Regions from separate parts of the Mus musculus genome. Here region 1 is linked to region 2. Evidence: chromatin loops called from intact Hi-C (ENCODE). Cell type or tissue: heart. All regions are shown on one strand. Links, peaks and the distances in the headings refer to the core of each region. The heading gives the core; the rest is flanking DNA.

What was found. A loop is a pair of places that touch in the nucleus more often than their neighbours do. Peaks named below come from ENCODE experiments on the same cell type or tissue, not always from the same donor. Only the 100,000 strongest peaks of a DNase experiment are listed, where the experiment ranks them.
Region 1: it touches region 2 in a loop (2.2-fold over the local background); 1 of 42 quality-filtered maps calls a loop at or near these places.

Annotation. Positions count from the first base shown.
Region 1 is chrX:74,370,401-74,378,366 of GRCm38, reverse strand. It overlaps Gm44504 (predicted readthrough transcript (NMD candidate), 44504), which reads left to right and starts at 5,018. Exons shown (of 6, transcript NR_103489.1): 1 at 5,018-5,176; 2 at 5,685-5,753; 3 at 7,356-7,516. Slc10a3 (solute carrier family 10 (sodium/bile acid cotransporter family), member 3) reads left to right here and starts at 5,018. Exons shown (of 3, transcript NM_145406.2): 1 at 5,018-5,176; 2 at 5,685-5,753; 3 at 7,356-7,966. The coding sequence starts at 7,495. In heart, for the core only: a CTCF peak has its summit at 4,973; a DNase peak (open chromatin) is centred at 5,016; H3K4me3 peaks cover 1,252 bases; H3K27ac peaks cover 1,041 bases.
Region 2 is chrX:74,267,151-74,275,116 of GRCm38, reverse strand. Rpl10 (ribosomal protein L10) reads right to left here and starts at 4,301. Exons shown (of 7, transcript NM_052835.3): 1 at 4,243-4,301; 2 at 4,093-4,138; 3 at 3,399-3,457; 4 at 3,210-3,317; 5 at 2,800-2,938; 6 at 2,283-2,445; 7 at 1,982-2,202. The coding sequence starts at 4,115. The coding sequence ends at 2,050. It overlaps Dnase1l1 (deoxyribonuclease 1-like 1), which reads left to right. Exons shown (of 8, transcript NM_027109.3): 5 at 649-749; 6 at 899-1,011; 7 at 1,091-1,339; 8 at 1,426-1,900. The coding sequence ends at 1,548. It overlaps Snora70 (small nucleolar RNA, H/ACA box 70), which reads right to left and starts at 2,625; the gene lies at 2,497-2,625. It overlaps Mir7091 (microRNA 7091), which reads left to right and starts at 1,012; the gene lies at 1,012-1,090. In heart, for the core only: a CTCF peak has its summit at 4,325; DNase peaks (open chromatin) are centred at 3,776, 4,396 and 4,806; H3K4me3 peaks cover 2,388 bases; H3K27ac peaks cover 2,244 bases.

The DNA of each region.
Region 1 (7,966 bases), core at 3,418-5,917, 100 kb before region 2:
AGCAGACACATAAAAATATTTTTAAAATACACTTTAAAATTGTTTTGCGGGGCTGGTGAGGTGGCCCATCGGGTAAGAGGATTGACTATACTTTCAAAGGTCCTGAGTTCAAATCCCAGCAACCACATGGTGGCTCACAAACCACCCAGCCGACCTGAGGGAGCAGAGGTACTAAATTCAATTCCGAACAACCAGATGAAGGTTCACAACTATCTGTATAGCTACAGTGTGTACTTATATACATAAATAAATAAATCTTTAAAAAATTGTTTCATTTTAAATCATTTTAAAAATGAATTTCAGGGCTGTAGCTGTAGGTTAGTTGGTGGAGTGCTTGCCTAGTATGAACAAGTACTGCATTTGATCCTCAGCACTATATAAACTGGTTTTTGTGTTGTGGTGATGCAAGCAGAAGGGTTCAAACAAAGTTCAAGGTCAGCTACATTAGAAGTTTAATGCCAGCTCTGAAATTTTGTCTCAAAAATAAATAAGAGTCTAAACATGGCTGTTCCAGCAGCAAGAGGTTCTATGGAACTGCATACAAGTGGCAGTTAGATTATTGGTTTTATTAGAAAAATTCCTCTGATAGTAGCCTAAAGTGAGCTAGGAAATCACTTTACCCAGTTTGACCATACACAAAAGAGCGTTGTACCTTTTTAAAAAATTTTTAAGATTTATTTATTATTATATCTAAGTACACTTTAGCTGTCTTCAGATGCACCAGAAGAGGGCGTCAGATCTCATTACAGATGGTTGTGAGCCACCATGTGATTGCTGGGATTTGAACTCAGGACCTTCAGAAGAGCAGTCGGTGCTCTTAACCACTGAGCAATCTCTCCAGCCCATAAAGAGAAATTTCTGAGCCTGAATCTATCCATTAAATAAATATAACTGAAAATAGATTTTAAAATGCATTTATGGTCTCAGATTTATTATTTTTAAATTATGTGTGTGTGTGTCTTTGTAGGAGTATGTGCACATGATTGCAGGTGATTTCAAAGTCCAGACAGGGGCATCAGATCTCCTATAACTGGAGTTACAGGCCTGGTGTGGGTACTGGGAGCCAAACTCATATCCTCTGCAAGAGCAATACATGCTCTTAACCACTGAACCATCTCTCTCTCCAGCTGCCAGATAAATGTATATTTAATGCTTTTTAAAATATTTATTTTTAAATTGTGTATATGTATATGTGTTATGTAGAAGTTTCCTCAGAGAGTGAAACATTCCATAATGAAAGGAAATTAGTTTAGAAAGAAAGTAAACAGCTCAAAATAACTTCAGAAAGCCCCTGAAACTGACTAGATTCACTCTACTCCGCCATCTCTAAGAGTACAGAAGCAATAAAAACTGTTGAGAGATATTCTCAGACTGGTTGAGCTGCTCAGATCTGGCAGTCTAGAAAAAAAAAAAAAAAAAAAAACATAGCAGCCTGAAAGAAGCAGAGACACCAGATGAGCTGCCTAGTAGAAGCTAACACCAACTGAACCACTGAAAAAGAACACCCTCGGGCTGGAGAGATGGCTCCAGAGAGACTGCTCTTCCAGAGGTCCTGAGTTCAATTCCCAGCAACCACATGGTGCCTCACAACCATCTGTAGTGGGATCTGATGTCCTCTTCTGGTGTGTCTGAAGACAGCTACAGTGTACTTACACATAATAAATAAATAAATCTTTTTAAAAAAAAGAAAAGAAAAAGAACACCCTGACTTGCTGAGCTGCCTGCAGATGTACAGTATGCTGTAGGTTTCCAGCATTCATGAACTGTTATCCATACAGGAGTAGGCTTTGGTAATGGAGCCATCTTTGAGTCATTTCTGCTCCTGTAAGTAACTCCTCGCCCATATTCCTGTAAGTAACCCCAATAAAGTCCAGGTATCTTCACTTTAGTCTATTGTTAGTTCTGTATCTGGGGTAAGTAGACATTTGTTTAAGTCTATCCAGGAATAATGTCATACAACAGAGTGTGTATGAGTTTGTCCATATGCATGTAGTGCCTAATAAGGCCACTGATAAGAGGTCATTGGATCCCCTGGAGCTGGAGTTATAGGCAGTAGGGAGCCACCTGACATGATGGAAATTTAGGTCTTCTAAAAGAGAAGTCTGTGCTTTTAATCACTGAGCAGTCTCTCCAGTCCCAGATAAATGTGGGGGGTTTTTTGGTTTTTGTTTTTGTTTGTTTTTTTGAGACAGGATTTTTCTGTATATTTCTGGCTGTCCTGGAACTCACTCTGTAGACCAGGCTGGCCTCAAACTCAGAAATCTGCCTGCCTCTGTGTTCCAAGTGCTGGGATTAAAGGCATGCACCACCACCGCCCAGCTGATAAATGTATTTTTAAAAGATTTATTTATTATTATATGTAAGTACACTGCAGCTGTCTTTAGACACACCAGAAGAGGGTGTCATGTCTCATTCAGATGGTTGTGAGCCACCATGTGGTTGCTGGCATTTGAACTCAGGACCTTTGGAAGAGCAGTCAGTGCTCTTACACTCTGAGCCATCTCTCCAGCCCATAAATGTATTTTTAAAAAACAAATATATGTAACATCAAATATATGTAACATAAAAATTATTGTTATTTACTTGTAAGGTAAAAAGAGATATTACTCAGACACATACATGCATACATAATATAAAAATAAGTATCTTTTTAGAAAAATAAAAAATACATAAAGCTAAAGAACCTCTTGGAGCTTGTGGTATATTTCAGTCATAGAGTGTTGTCAAGTTTGCATTAAGACCCGGGTTTGGCCGGGCATGGTGGTACATGCCTTTAATCCCAGCACTCGGGAGGCAGAGGCAGGCGGATTTCTGAGTTCAAGGCCAGCCTGGTCTACAGAGTGAGTTCCAGGACAGCCAGAGATACACAGAAAAACCCTGTCTCGAAAAACCAAAAACCAAAACAACAACAACAACAACAAAAAACAACAACAACAAAAACAGACCTGGGTTTGATCCCCATAGAAATGAACCTCTGCTACTGGTGTGAGAGAAGCCAATTTTGGGTGGTTGGGGATATGGAGGGAAAAAAATCCTAAAACTCCTCTCTCTCTCTCCTCTCTCTCTTCTCTCTTCTCTCTTCTCTCTTCTCTCTTCTCTCTTCTCTCTTCTCTCTTCTCTCTCTCTCTCTCTCTCTTCTCTCTTCTCTCTCTCTCTCTTCTCTCTTCTCTCTTCTCTCTTCTCTCTTCTCTCTCTCTCTTCTCTCTTCTCTCTTCTCTCTTCTCTCTCTCTCTCTCTCTCTCTCTCTCTCTCTCTCTCTTTGGTTTTTCGAGACAGGGTTTCTCTGTGTAACCCTGGCTGTCCTGGAACTCACTCTGTAGACCAGGCTGGCCTCAAACTCAGAAATCCGCCTGCCTCTGCCTCCCAAGTGCTGGGATTAAAGGCGTGCACCACCACGCCCAGCTAAACTGGCCTTAAATAGCCAATCCTCCTGCCAGGTGATGGTGCACCATGTTAATCTCAGCACTCAGAAGCAAATCAGGCAGATCTCTGAGTTCGAGGCCAGCCTAGTCAGCAGAGTGAGTTCCAGGACAACCAGGGCTACTTAGAGAAACCCTGTCTCAGGGAGAAAAAAAAAATCCAATTCTCCTGTCTCAGCCTTTGAAGTGCTAGCATAGCTGAGAAAAGGTTCATTTTAAAGCAATACTCATTTATTCTAGTTTCCCCAGTAACTTTGGGAACAACGACCCTTTTTTAAAAATTGTGTATGAGCCTGGCAGTGGTGGCACGCACCTTTAATCCTAGCACTTGGGAGGCAGAGGCAGGTGGATTTCTGAGTTCGAGCCTGGTCTACAGAGTGAGTTCTGCGACAGCCAGGACTACACAGAGAAACCCTGTCTCAAAAAAACCAAACCAAAAAAAAATGTGTATTTATAGTTTGTGTATGAGTACTCATGTAGGTCAGAGGACAACTTCTAGGAGTCAGTTCTTTCCCTCCATTGAACATGTAGTGTTGAGAGGCCTCAAGTGCTTTTATCAACTGAGCCATCGCAGAAGCCTCATTATAGATTTTTAAAGACAGAATTTCTCTGTGTGGCCCTGGACAGCTGGCCTGGAACTCTCTCAGTAGACCTACCTAGTCTTGACCTCAGCAATTTGCCTGCTTCTGTCTCCAAGGCTCATTAAAAAGAAAGAAAGAGCCCGGCGTGGTGGCACACGCCTTTAATCCCAGCACTCAGGAGGCAGAGGCAGGCAGATTTCTGAGTTCGAGGCCAGCCTGGTCTACAAAGTGAGTTCCAGGACAGCCAGGGCTACACAGAGAAACCCTGTCTCGAAAAAAAAAAAAAGGAAAAGGAAGAAAGAAAGAGATCAAAACAATAAGATAAACAAGTTTATTTTGTACACCTCAAAAAAGAGAAGCAAGCTGGCCAGTGGTGGTCCATGCCTTTAATCCCAGCACTTGAGAGGCAGAGGCAGGTGGATTTCTGAATTCGAGGCCACCCTGGTCTACTGAGTGAGTTCCAGGACAGCCAGGGATATTCAGAGAAAAACTGTCTCGGAAAAAAAGGAAAAAGAAAAAGAAAGGGGGGGGGGGAGAGAGAAGCAGATACGGCAATAACAGAACTACCTGGATACAAGTCACCTTTTAAAAAATGACATGCATATGTTTGGCTGTATGTTTGTATGTGCACCATATGCATCCAGTATGGGCAGAGGCAAGAAGAGGGTATCAAAGCTCCTGAACTGTAGTTACAGGCGGCTGCAAGCTGCTAAGTAGATAATGTGAAGTTGAACCAGAGTCCTGAAAAGGTAGTAAACACTCACTGAGCCATCACTTCAATCACCACATGACCTTTAATTTAGTATCAGTTTAATGTCCTCTGACATCATCTTCCCATCACCCACTTTTATCTGAGGAGGTAACCACACAAGAATGTACTTATTGCCCCACATGCCAATACCAGTGACTTAGGCAGTCAGGTCTCACGTGGTAGGGCCAGCTCGTCGCTTCCAGAAACGTCACATCCGTTGGGAACCTGACACAAGCCCGCCAGGGGCGAGTGCTTTTGTGAGAGGGCGGAGTCCTAGCACGCGGATGGAACCTTGGTGGGGCGGAGCCTGTGGGGGCGGGACGAGGCCCGGGCAGGACGGGCCTCACTTGCCGGCGTTTGCCGGCCCGGGCCACTACTTGTGAGGAGCTCTGTGGCCGCGGAAGCAAGTGAGAGATTTCGACCAGGTAGGTGAGGATGGGAGGTGACTTGTGGCTCCGTCCGCAGTCCGTGGTCACCAGCTCTGGCCAGACCCAGCGAAAGGTCTTGCGGGTGCGGTTGTGACGTGGAGGCTCTTCAGAACCCAAGACTGCCCGTGGGGGTTGTAAGCCCTTCCTAACTTCTCTAGCCACCTGACAGACCCTGAACTGTCAGGTGCGGAGGAGACCTGGTCATCATTGCCAGTTATTCTTCAGCCCCTATACTTTGCTGCTGTGAAAAAACAAAAACAAAAAACAAAAAAAAACTTCCGGATGGTATTGCTTCCTCACTCAGCCTTGGAGTGTGTTTACTCTAACTCTTTCAGCTCCACTATCAGCAGAAGTGTAGGATAGGGACCAAATCCCTCTTGCAGTGATCTACTATGGTCCACTAGTCCTGCTGGTAGGATGGGGTTATGGGTGGATGGTCCTTAGTCTTTCCCTTAACTGGCTCACACTACTCTGATGCCTACATCTTTTCTCTCTACTTGACTAGTTACCTTACTCTGGTTTTCCTGCCTCCCTCTTCATCAGCGAGATTCAAGGCTGGACCAGGGCCCCCAGGGTAAGTGACCCATACTCAAAATCAGCATAATGTAAAACCTGCTATATCCACTGCCATCAAGTTGCCCCAGTTCTAGCAGATGATAATACAAAGGTGTTGACTATCCAGTTGAGAAAGGGAAGGAGGCAGACCTCTCCTTTCGCCCCATGTTACTCTACCCTTAGAAATACTGAGGTTCACTGTAAGTTTAAAACTCTGGTAGGTCGTGCACACCTTTATCCCAGCACTTGGGGGGCAGGTGGATCTGAGTTCCAGCCTGGTCTTCATGGTGAATTCCAGGTTAGCTAAGACTACACAGTGAAGACCTGTCTCACCAGCAGCAGCAGCAACAACAACAGGACTGAATGTGGTAGCCTACACCTTTAATTACAGCACATAAGACATAGAGGCAGGAAGATCTCTGAGAATTTAAGGCCAGCCTAGTTTACATGTGAATTGCAGGCCAACAGGACTACACACACAAGACCCTGTCTCAAACAAAAAGACTCTGATAGGGTAATACATTGAGAAGACTCTAAGCAGAGACTCTCAGATGTAGCAACAGATATAAGAGCTCAAATTCTGAGACCAGGGAGCTCTGACAAGAGAAGTTTGCTTGCTCATGGCCAGGCGTGGTGGCGCACGCCTTTAATCCCAGCACTCAGGAGGCAGAGGCAGGCGGATTTCTGAGTTCGAGGCCAGCCTGGTCTACAAAGTGAGTTCCAGGACAGCCAGGGCTATACAGAGAAACCCTGTCTCAAAACAAAAACAAAAAGACAAGGTTGCTCAGTGGATACCTATTGTATCCTCACTGTATTCCTACTGAAGTCCCACTATAGCTTCCCTGAGAAGCAGGGGTGTGTGTCTCACAGGACTTCCATCTCATAACTATAGGGCAAATGAAACAAGACATGTAGCCACAGCTTGTCAGTAGCAGCCTTTGGTTCTGGAACTCACTTACTGCACATATCACTTTGTTAAAACTTTGTAGCTGGCAAATGGCACTTAGACACCCTTATTCTATTCTTTAAAGACCTGGATCTGGCCCAATCAGCACCCTTTGTTCTCATCTGGCCAGTCTTTTTGTCTCTCCCCCCCCCCCCCCAGGAAGCCATTTATTTGATTTGCTTTGTTTGGAAATGAACTATCAAGTCTCCCAGGCTGCCCTGGAACTGGCTATATAACTGAAGGATAATCTTAGTCACCTGATTCTCTTGGCTCCACCTCCCAAATACTGGGATGACAGGAGTGAGCCACCATATTTACCCCCTCCAGGTAGCAATTTAGTTCATTCCCATGGTGGTATCTTTGCATCTTGAAATGAGAGTGGGATGGCCTAGTGGTGACAGGATTAGAGATCACTCTCCTAAAACCCTCAGTATTAGAACTTCTCTATGAGGTTACCATAGTAAGAAAGTCCATGTAATTTGGCAGCCTGAGTGGGGATTCCCCTCTTGAGGGCTGAGAAGCTTGAGGCAGCTGTGCTGAAAGAGGAGATGGCTGAATGACATTCAAGGGCCAGCATTATTTCAAAACTAGAGGTAAAGGTCTGAGAGCCCCATGCTCCTAAGCTTGCAATTTCTCCTCTTCATTAACCACTTTCTTTACCCCTTTTCTTTTCAGGAAAAAATCCTGCTATCAAGGAAGAAAATATAGGACCAGGACCTTCCCATGGACCCTTCTCAGGACATTCCAACAGCACAAGCAAGGGTGTCTCCCTAAGACACAAGAGGCCTGAAAAAACTATCCTTTGTGAAGTGCCATGGTGGTCAAGAAAAGCAGAGGTAGCTCCCAGCAGTTGCCTGGCCTGGGAGGACAGGGTGGTTGTACAGGTTTTGTAGGCATGCTTGGAACTGCCCTGCTGTTCATCAGCCTACCATGGGGAGCTCAAGTGATGGCCAGTGCCAACATCAGCACTGCTCTGGGCCACACAAGTGGTCACTATTTGAGTATTGGGGATGGCTCAGTGACAGAATTTGATTTCCCTGAGAAGAGTGAGGGTATCATTGTGATCTCTAGCCAATACACTGGACAGACCAATGGGACAGGCCCCAGCCCCATACTTAAGGTTATATCCCTGGACACAGAGGTGCTGACCATTAAGAATGTGAGTGCCATAACCTGGAGCAGTGGAGGTGGCTTTGTGGTAGGCATCCACTCAGGTCTAGCTGGGCTGGCCCCACTCCACCTCCAGCTCATGGATTTCTATGAGGCCCCACCCCTGCTGATCGAAG
Region 2 (7,966 bases), core at 3,110-5,609:
GTTATACCGTGTTTGGTTGATATTCCTGGGAGGCCTGTTCTTTTTGTTTTTGAAGGGAAATGGAGGAGGAGTGGATGGGGGCAGGCGAGAAACTGAGGTCGGTATGTAATGTATGAGAGAATAAAACAAAGATCTTAAATTAAAAAACAACAACCAAAACAGTTCCAGGGAGCTGGAGGCATAACTCAGTGTCAAAGTGCAAATTTATCCCCAGTGATAAATGAAAAACTCCAAGCCAGGAGTGGTATCCCATGCCTTTAATCCCAGCACTCAGAGGCAGAGACAGATGGATCTCTGTGAGTTTGAAGTCAGCATAGTTTACAGAGCAAGTTCCAGGACAGCCAGGGGTACACAAAAAGAAACCCTATCAGAGATGAGAGAGAGAGAGAGAGAAAGAGAGAGAGAGAGAGAGAGAGAGAGAGAGAGAGAGAGAGAGATCCAAGACAGACAGACAGGGCTACATAATAGAACTTTTCTTTTAAAAAAAAATAGAAGGAATAAGAAAAAACCCTAAGTTCTAGAAAAAAATGGCTGTACCCCCATGAGAGTGGCAGAACAAGGAGCCAGGCATCTTCCTCTTTGAGCACTAACTCTACTCTTTTTATATAAGATGTGGGGCCACTACTTCCTACCTCTTGGTCTTCCCAGGTCTGACAAGACACAGGTCCTAAATTTCTACCAATACAACGACACAGATGATATTTTTGCCCGAGAACCATTTGTGGCCCATTTCACTCTCCCTAGCAAAAGTAAGAGGGGTAAAAAAATCTGGGCCTGGTACAAGGAAATAGGAGGGGGATGTGGCTGGTTTTCCTGTGGGTTGGTTTCTGGGGGAAGCAGAGGTGGTTATGTAGAAGGCCTGGCAGCTGTGGCAGCCTCAGCTTCCTGGACCTTGCAGCTCTTCCAAGTGTGGTGCTGGTTCCTCTCCACACCACTCCCAAGGATGTTGAGAAGGAGCTGAATGCCCTCTATGATGTGTTTCTGGATGTCTACCAGCGCTGGCAGAATGAGGTAGGGGTGATAGATTCCATGGCAGAGGGGATGGTGCAAATGCCTTTTAGCAAGACGCAGTGGCTTCTGTCGTCTCTAGAATGTGATTCTGCTTGGAGACTTCAATGCAGACTGTGCATCGCTGACAAAAAAACGTCTGAAAAGCCTGCTACTCCGGACTAAGGCAGGCTTCCACTGGGTGATTCCTGATGGGGAGGATACTACAGTGCGGGCCAGTACTAACTGTACCTATGACCGAATTGTGGTGCATGGACAGGGCTGCCAAATGCTGCTGAAGGCTGCAGCTACCTTTGACTTTCCCAAGAGGTTTCAGCTGACTGAGGAAGAGGTAGAGAAGCTGGGTGGGCAAAATGGCTGAGGGCAGAATTGTGGAGGTGAGCCAGATACTGACACTTCATTTTGTTCTCTCCTCAGGCTCTCCGCATCAGTGACCATTATCCTGTAGAAGTGGAACTGAGCCAGGCCACTCCACTGAGTATCCCACCCCACTACTTAGCCGCTCTACTGCTGTCACTCCTGCCATCTCAGCTGGACTAGATAGCCATTGACTTGACCAGGGCACTGGTAGTCTCAGATGTGAAAGTCAATGACAGCTTTTTTAAATAGCTGCTTGCTATTCTGAGAAAGCTAGGGCTGGGAGTATAACTCAGCAACAAGTGCCTTGGGCTTGAATCCTGTTGGGTAGACAGGACTTCACCTGAGGTAGTTAGGAACAAAGCTCCAGTAGAAATGGGCTCAGATCATACCTAAGATTTCTGCAACTGATACAAATGAGCTCATACTGGAAAAACCTTAGGTCTAAGTAATCTTGCTTCTCCATGCACTATACTACATGGCTCTGCCAGTGTTGTCAGGTTTAAAATATTCAATAAAATCATTTTAACCTTTTGCATGTATGCTTAATTCAATAAGCTGTCCCAATTGACCAAATTTAAAACCTCATGGTATTTAAGAATCAGAAACAAAAACATAAGCGAACTTGATGCGAGATTTTATTATTGAACGATTTGGTAGGGTATAGGAGAACTATTGAAGCCTTCAGGAATGCAGGGCTCTCCACTTGTCCAGAGGACCACGATTGGGGATATATTTGACACCACAGCCATCAGGAATGAGCCGCTTCTCAGCAACCATGTCTTCAAATTCATCTGCATTAAACTTGGTGAAGCCCCACTTCTTTGAGATGTGGATCTAGAAGGAAATAGAAAATAACAAACTCAGCAAGGAGGACCAGAGCAAGAAAACAGAAGAACTTAAATACCACTACCTACCTTCTGGCGGCCAGGGAACTTGAACTTGGCTCTTCGCAGAGCCTCAATCACATGTTCCTTGTTCTGCAACTTGGTTCGGATGGACATGATGACCTGGCCAATGTGAACCCTGGCCACTGTGCCCTGGGGCTTCCCAAAGGCACCACGCATCCCTGTCTGGAGCCTAGATCAGGGACAACATTGTGATCAGAGGCCTGATTACCAACTGCCAGAAAATTGTCTCCAAGGTCCCTTGAGGCAGCCCATATAGATAATAGGCTACATACACTACCAAGGAGGCTGCTGTTTGCAACCATTGCACACCAAAGTCCCCATGGGAAAAGGGGACTTGGTCGGCTTAATTAGCTGCACAAAAAATCAAAGAAATCCCTAAAAATACTGCTGGACAGTGGTGGTTTTTAATCACTTGGGAGGCAGAGGCAGGCAGATCTCAGATATGCCTGGTGTACATTAAGTTCCCGGACAGCCAGGGATACAGAGAAACCCTGTCTCAAAACCAAATAAAACACCAGCTTACCTGTCAGCCCCAGCACAGGACAACATCTTGTTGATACGGATGACATGGAAAGGGTGGAGCCTCACTCGGATATGAAAGCCATCCTTGCCACAACTCTTTACCATGTATTTGTTGGCACAAATACGGGCAGCCTCCAGTGCTGAATGGGGAAATAACAGCAGTGAAACAGGGTGTCAGGACATTGAATAAATTATAATATATAATCCACAAGTACACAAGAAATGCCAATTAACACACCGGGCATGGTGGTCCATGCCTTTAATCCCAGCACTTGGGAGGTGGATTTCTGAGTTTGAGGCCAGCCTGGTCTACAAAGTGAGTTCCAGGACAGCCAAGGCTACAGAGAAACCGTCTCGAAAAACCAAAAAAAAAAAAAAAAAGAGCCAATTAACAAATGGGAGCTGTCTCACCTTCAGAAGAGAGTTGCTCATATTCATCTGACACCATATGGCCACAAAGTGGGAATTCATCAACTTTTGCTTTCTTCCGTCCCAAATCAAAGATTCGGATCTTAGCATCTGAAAAACACGTGGTTTAAAGTTCTCGAGAAGTGGGGAATAGACAAACACCGATCCAGTTCGAAGTTTGTCACTACTTACCAGGGACACCACGGCAGAAACGAGACTTTGGGTATGGCTTGTTCTTACAATACCGGTAACTATAGAAGGAAGGAAACTCAGGTGTGATTAATGGTGACAACAGGACTAAACCAGCTCTGAATCCAGTTTCCATTCAGGGTAACTGATTCTAAGGCAACTTGTTGTTAAACAATTACACAAATTATAAAACAGAAAAAGAATCATGCACTAGCATCACCCTCTAACCAGAGTTGGGTGAGATATCACAATTTTCCTAGCATGTGACAGAAGACCCGCCTTAGCCACGTTAAGAGAATATGGCGTCCTCTTCAGGACACGCGTTTAGGCGGCGCCTACGGACTGGTCAGCCCTTGGTGTCCTGTTAAAAACCACAAAGCTCAAGGCCGGAAATAAAAGACGGACGCAAAAGTGACCAAGAAGGCCTGGTAGGCGTTGTAAAAAGGCTCATTTGCGACGCAGAGGATTGGATGCACACGGACATGCTAGTTCTACCCAAGCGCTTTAGTATTGGGTAACGCCACCCACAGCCTCAAAATAAAGGTCCCAGTAAAGTATTAAAGAAAACCCGAAGTCAGTCTTTACTTCAGGGTCTCTAAGTGGCAGAGAGTCCACCCATAAAAAAAAAGTCTTTCGAAAGAAATGCATTTTTCCCTCAGTTTTCACAGTAGGAAGATTGCATGGGTTCAGCACTCACCACCGGGCGGGGCGGCGGCCCATGATGACAATAGGATCGTCGGTGGCTGTAATGAAACAGTCAAAGAATACAGACACAGAATAAGTGTAAAAAAAATCCCAAAGAAAAATTACGAGACCATCGTAAAAAACCGTGACCGAACTCACTCACCGCGCCAGAGGAAAAGAGACGCTCCCACGCCTGCTCACGCCTTATATAGGCGGCCTATCTTCCACTGTAACAACCATAGAGTTACAGCCAGGGGGTGGTGTCGACGCTCTATCAGACGCTAAGATCATAGATGCAGCGCTGCTCTGCGCATGTGTACCAGGCGGGACCGAACGAAGCACAGAGCTTATTGGTGACTGGATACCGGAATAGGGAACTGCATGCTGGCGAATGGGATTTCGACACATAGGCAAGAGAAACCAGCTTCCGCCTGGCCATATTGGGCGGAGAGCCATTGACAGGTTTTGCTATTACGTATGATTGCCAATATTCTAAGACTTGAAAAGGGGAGTCTTTCTCAGTGGAACTGGACCGTCACGGAGGTGTTCCTTTGCTTACAGGGCTCTAGAGTGCTGGTTCAGGCCTTCCTCAAGGCTACAGGAAATGGCGCGAACGTTCCATGGTAGGGACTCCGAAGTTCCTTTGTCACCCGGGAGGTTGGAGACCCACCCACAAAGCTGACGTCTAAGAGCCAACAAAGAGCACCATGATAGGTGCTTGATTGCTTTCAGGAGACCAATTAAAATCTCCCTTAGAGGAAAAAAATCTCCGTTAGGCGCTCACTGTCCTCCTCGCTAGTTGGGCCCGCCCCACTCTAATTCTCAGGAAAAGACGTGTTCTTAGGGAGACTGGAGACTGGGCAAAGACGATGGCGATATCATTACTTCCTACTAGCCCCAGGAGGGTCGCGGTGCTGTGGGCCACGCCCTAGTAGGAGAGTCGGAGTTCCTTTGCCCCAGATTCCGAGAGAAAAACTAGGTGTAGCACACCTCTTCTTTTCACTATGAAGAATTCAAAATGTACATCTGGGTGTGTCTAGAAGGATTGGCAGCTAACCACTAACTACTCTCCCATATAAGGTTACAATCTAGGGAGGCACCAGAACGGGAACACTGTTCTGATCTAGGAGCACGTGTCTGAGCATCATCAGTCACTCAGACTCTATGAATTTGTGCCTCTTGTGTCACTTAGGGAGACATGATAGGAACAAAAGTATAGGGACCAAGGGCCTTCCCTCCCAACATCCCATGGTGCCGCTCCCTGGTTACATGTGCCCAGCTTGTTCCAGCACATTTAAGATTCCCAGCCACAAACCAGAGCTACTAGATTGCTTCTGCCAAATAGCTTCCCTGTGACACTTATCCAGTTCCTGGAGGCTTCACAAATTGATATCTATCCTCTGAAAACAGTTCTGTCCTGCCAGTCCTCTCCACCTGATTGGTATTTGTGCAGTTGTGGAGGTGGCTGTTTCTTTAGCTGGAGAGAGATAAATGAGAATAGTCTATATATTTTGACCACCTTTTCTTATCTTTCTTTTTGGTTTTTCAAGACAGGGTTTCTCCATTTTGCAAATGTACCACATTTTTCTTCATTTTGTTTGTTTGTTTGTTGAGAAAGGGTTTCTCTGTGTAGTCTTGACTGTCCTGGAACTCTGTAGACCAGGCTGGCCTGGAACTCAGAAATCCGACTGCCTCTGCCTCCCAAGTGCTGGGATTAAAGGTGTGTGCCACCACGCCCGGCTTTGACCACCTTTTCAATTAAACATTTATTTCTTCAGACAGGATCTGAGTGTGTCAGCCCCGGTGACCTGAAACTCACTTATGTAGATCAGGATGGCCTTCAGCAAACAGAGATCCACATACCTATGTGTGCAGATCTAAGACCTGTGCCACCACAGCCAGCCATGCATTTATATTCGTATGAGTGTTTTGCATGCAAGCATGCAAGTGTACAGCATACATTTCTGAAGCTGGCAGAAGCCAGAAGAGGGTGTCAGATCCCCTAGAACCGGAGTTACTGACAGTTGTGAGCCTCCCTGTGGGTACTAGGAATCAATCTCAGATCCTCTGCAAGAACTAGTTCTCTTACAGCTAACCCATCTCTTCAGCCCTTACATGTATTTACTTTATGTGTATAAATGTTTGAAACTGCATGGCCCTGCTTTGTAAGTCTTGATCCCCAGGAGCACAGTCTCCCAGGCCTTCCCTGTATGAGGATGTTTGTACTACATGAGATATGCTTTCAGCCAGTGTACAGGGCAGAGTGTCCTTCAGCTCTTTGAGATACAGCCAGGCTCAGTACACACACACACACACACACACACACACACACACACACACACACTCAGTGTTGTTTTGTCTTCCAGAGCTACTTTTCCCATACTTTGATTAGAAGGTAGAGAATAAGGTGATAGCAAGTACCCAGGCTTCTCCTGTCTGGGATGGTCTCAGAGAACCAGGGTCAGGGGTTTGGATTGCCCTCTCACATTTTGCTTGGTGCCTTTGCCGTGGGATTCCTTCATGGGCCTCTCTGTAAATAGGCATGGTCTTGACCTATTTACAGGTGCTAGCTGGCACTGGGTTCATGTACCCATCCTGGCTTATCAGTTGTTCCCTCTTACTCTAATTTCCCCATCTGGGTCCCCAGTAGAGATGGAGCCACATAGAACATAATGGCCAGGCTCTCAGAGAACAGGGTCTTCAGAAACTGTTCCCAAGCCGGGTGTGGTGGCGCACGCCTTTAATCCCAGCACTCGGGAGGCAGAGGCAGGCGGATTTCTGAGTTCGAGGCCAGCCTGGTCTACAAAGTGAGCTCCAGGACAGCCAGGGCTATACAGAGAAACCCTGTCTCAAAAAACCAAAAAAAAAAAGAAACTGTTCCCAATATGTCCCTAGGCACAGGTAGGACCCTAAGGATCCTGGTGAGATATAAATGCTGTGACCCCACTGCTTCAGGGAGCTCTGCTGAAGGCATTGTCCCCCTTTCCTTATGGGAGTGGGTGGGGTTTTGAGCAGAGTGCTGGGCTGTCAGGCTGACTAAGGGAGGAGAAATGGTCAGCTGGGCCTGCCCCCTTGTAGTGAGAATTTTCATTTCTTTAAAACCCCAGTTATGTTATGCAAATATGGTTTGGTTTTGTTTTTATTGGATATTTTATTTATTTACACTTCAAATGTTATCCCCTTTGCGGATATCAACCGATATGGTTTTGCTTTAATCCCAGGTATAGGATAGGGGGCTGCTTAGAATTGCCCACAGCTACTAACTAGAATTGTCTTGTGCTCTAGGAGGGGCATGATTTTTGAAGATAGTATATATAGTATATGCTTGGGACTCTGAAGACTCTTGAGAGGGTATAAGTGCAAGAGCCCCAAGCAGGTTGTGGTGGCTGCCGCGCTCCCCGTGCTGCTGCTGCTGCTGCTGCTGCTGCTGCTGCTGCTGCTGCTGCTGCTGCTGCTTTTTCTATTGCTATGGCTATCTATGGCTATGGCTGCTGCTATGGATTGCTGGATTGCTGGTTGGAGATACCCTAATGAGACAGCTTCCCCTTCTACATAGCTAGCATTGGCTTGCCCCAAGGAGCCTGACACTCATAATCAGCAGGAAGTAGTCTGAAGATGTCTATGCCCTCTTTCCCCTCTAACTCTCTTTCTCTCCCATCTAGTACTGGGGGGCTGGAAGGGTGGTAAATATAAAAACCTAATAAAGTAGCCCAAAGAAATACACCTCAACCCCTGCTTTGCCCTGCCCTGAGTCCGGCCTGAACTTGCAGTCTCTGGGCCCTGCTTCCAGCTGGAGTTAACAAACCCATTTCCCTTCTTGGTCTCACTGGGTGGGAGGACAGGCTATGGAGGGCATTTAGCCACGTGACCTTGACTTCTGTGACCTA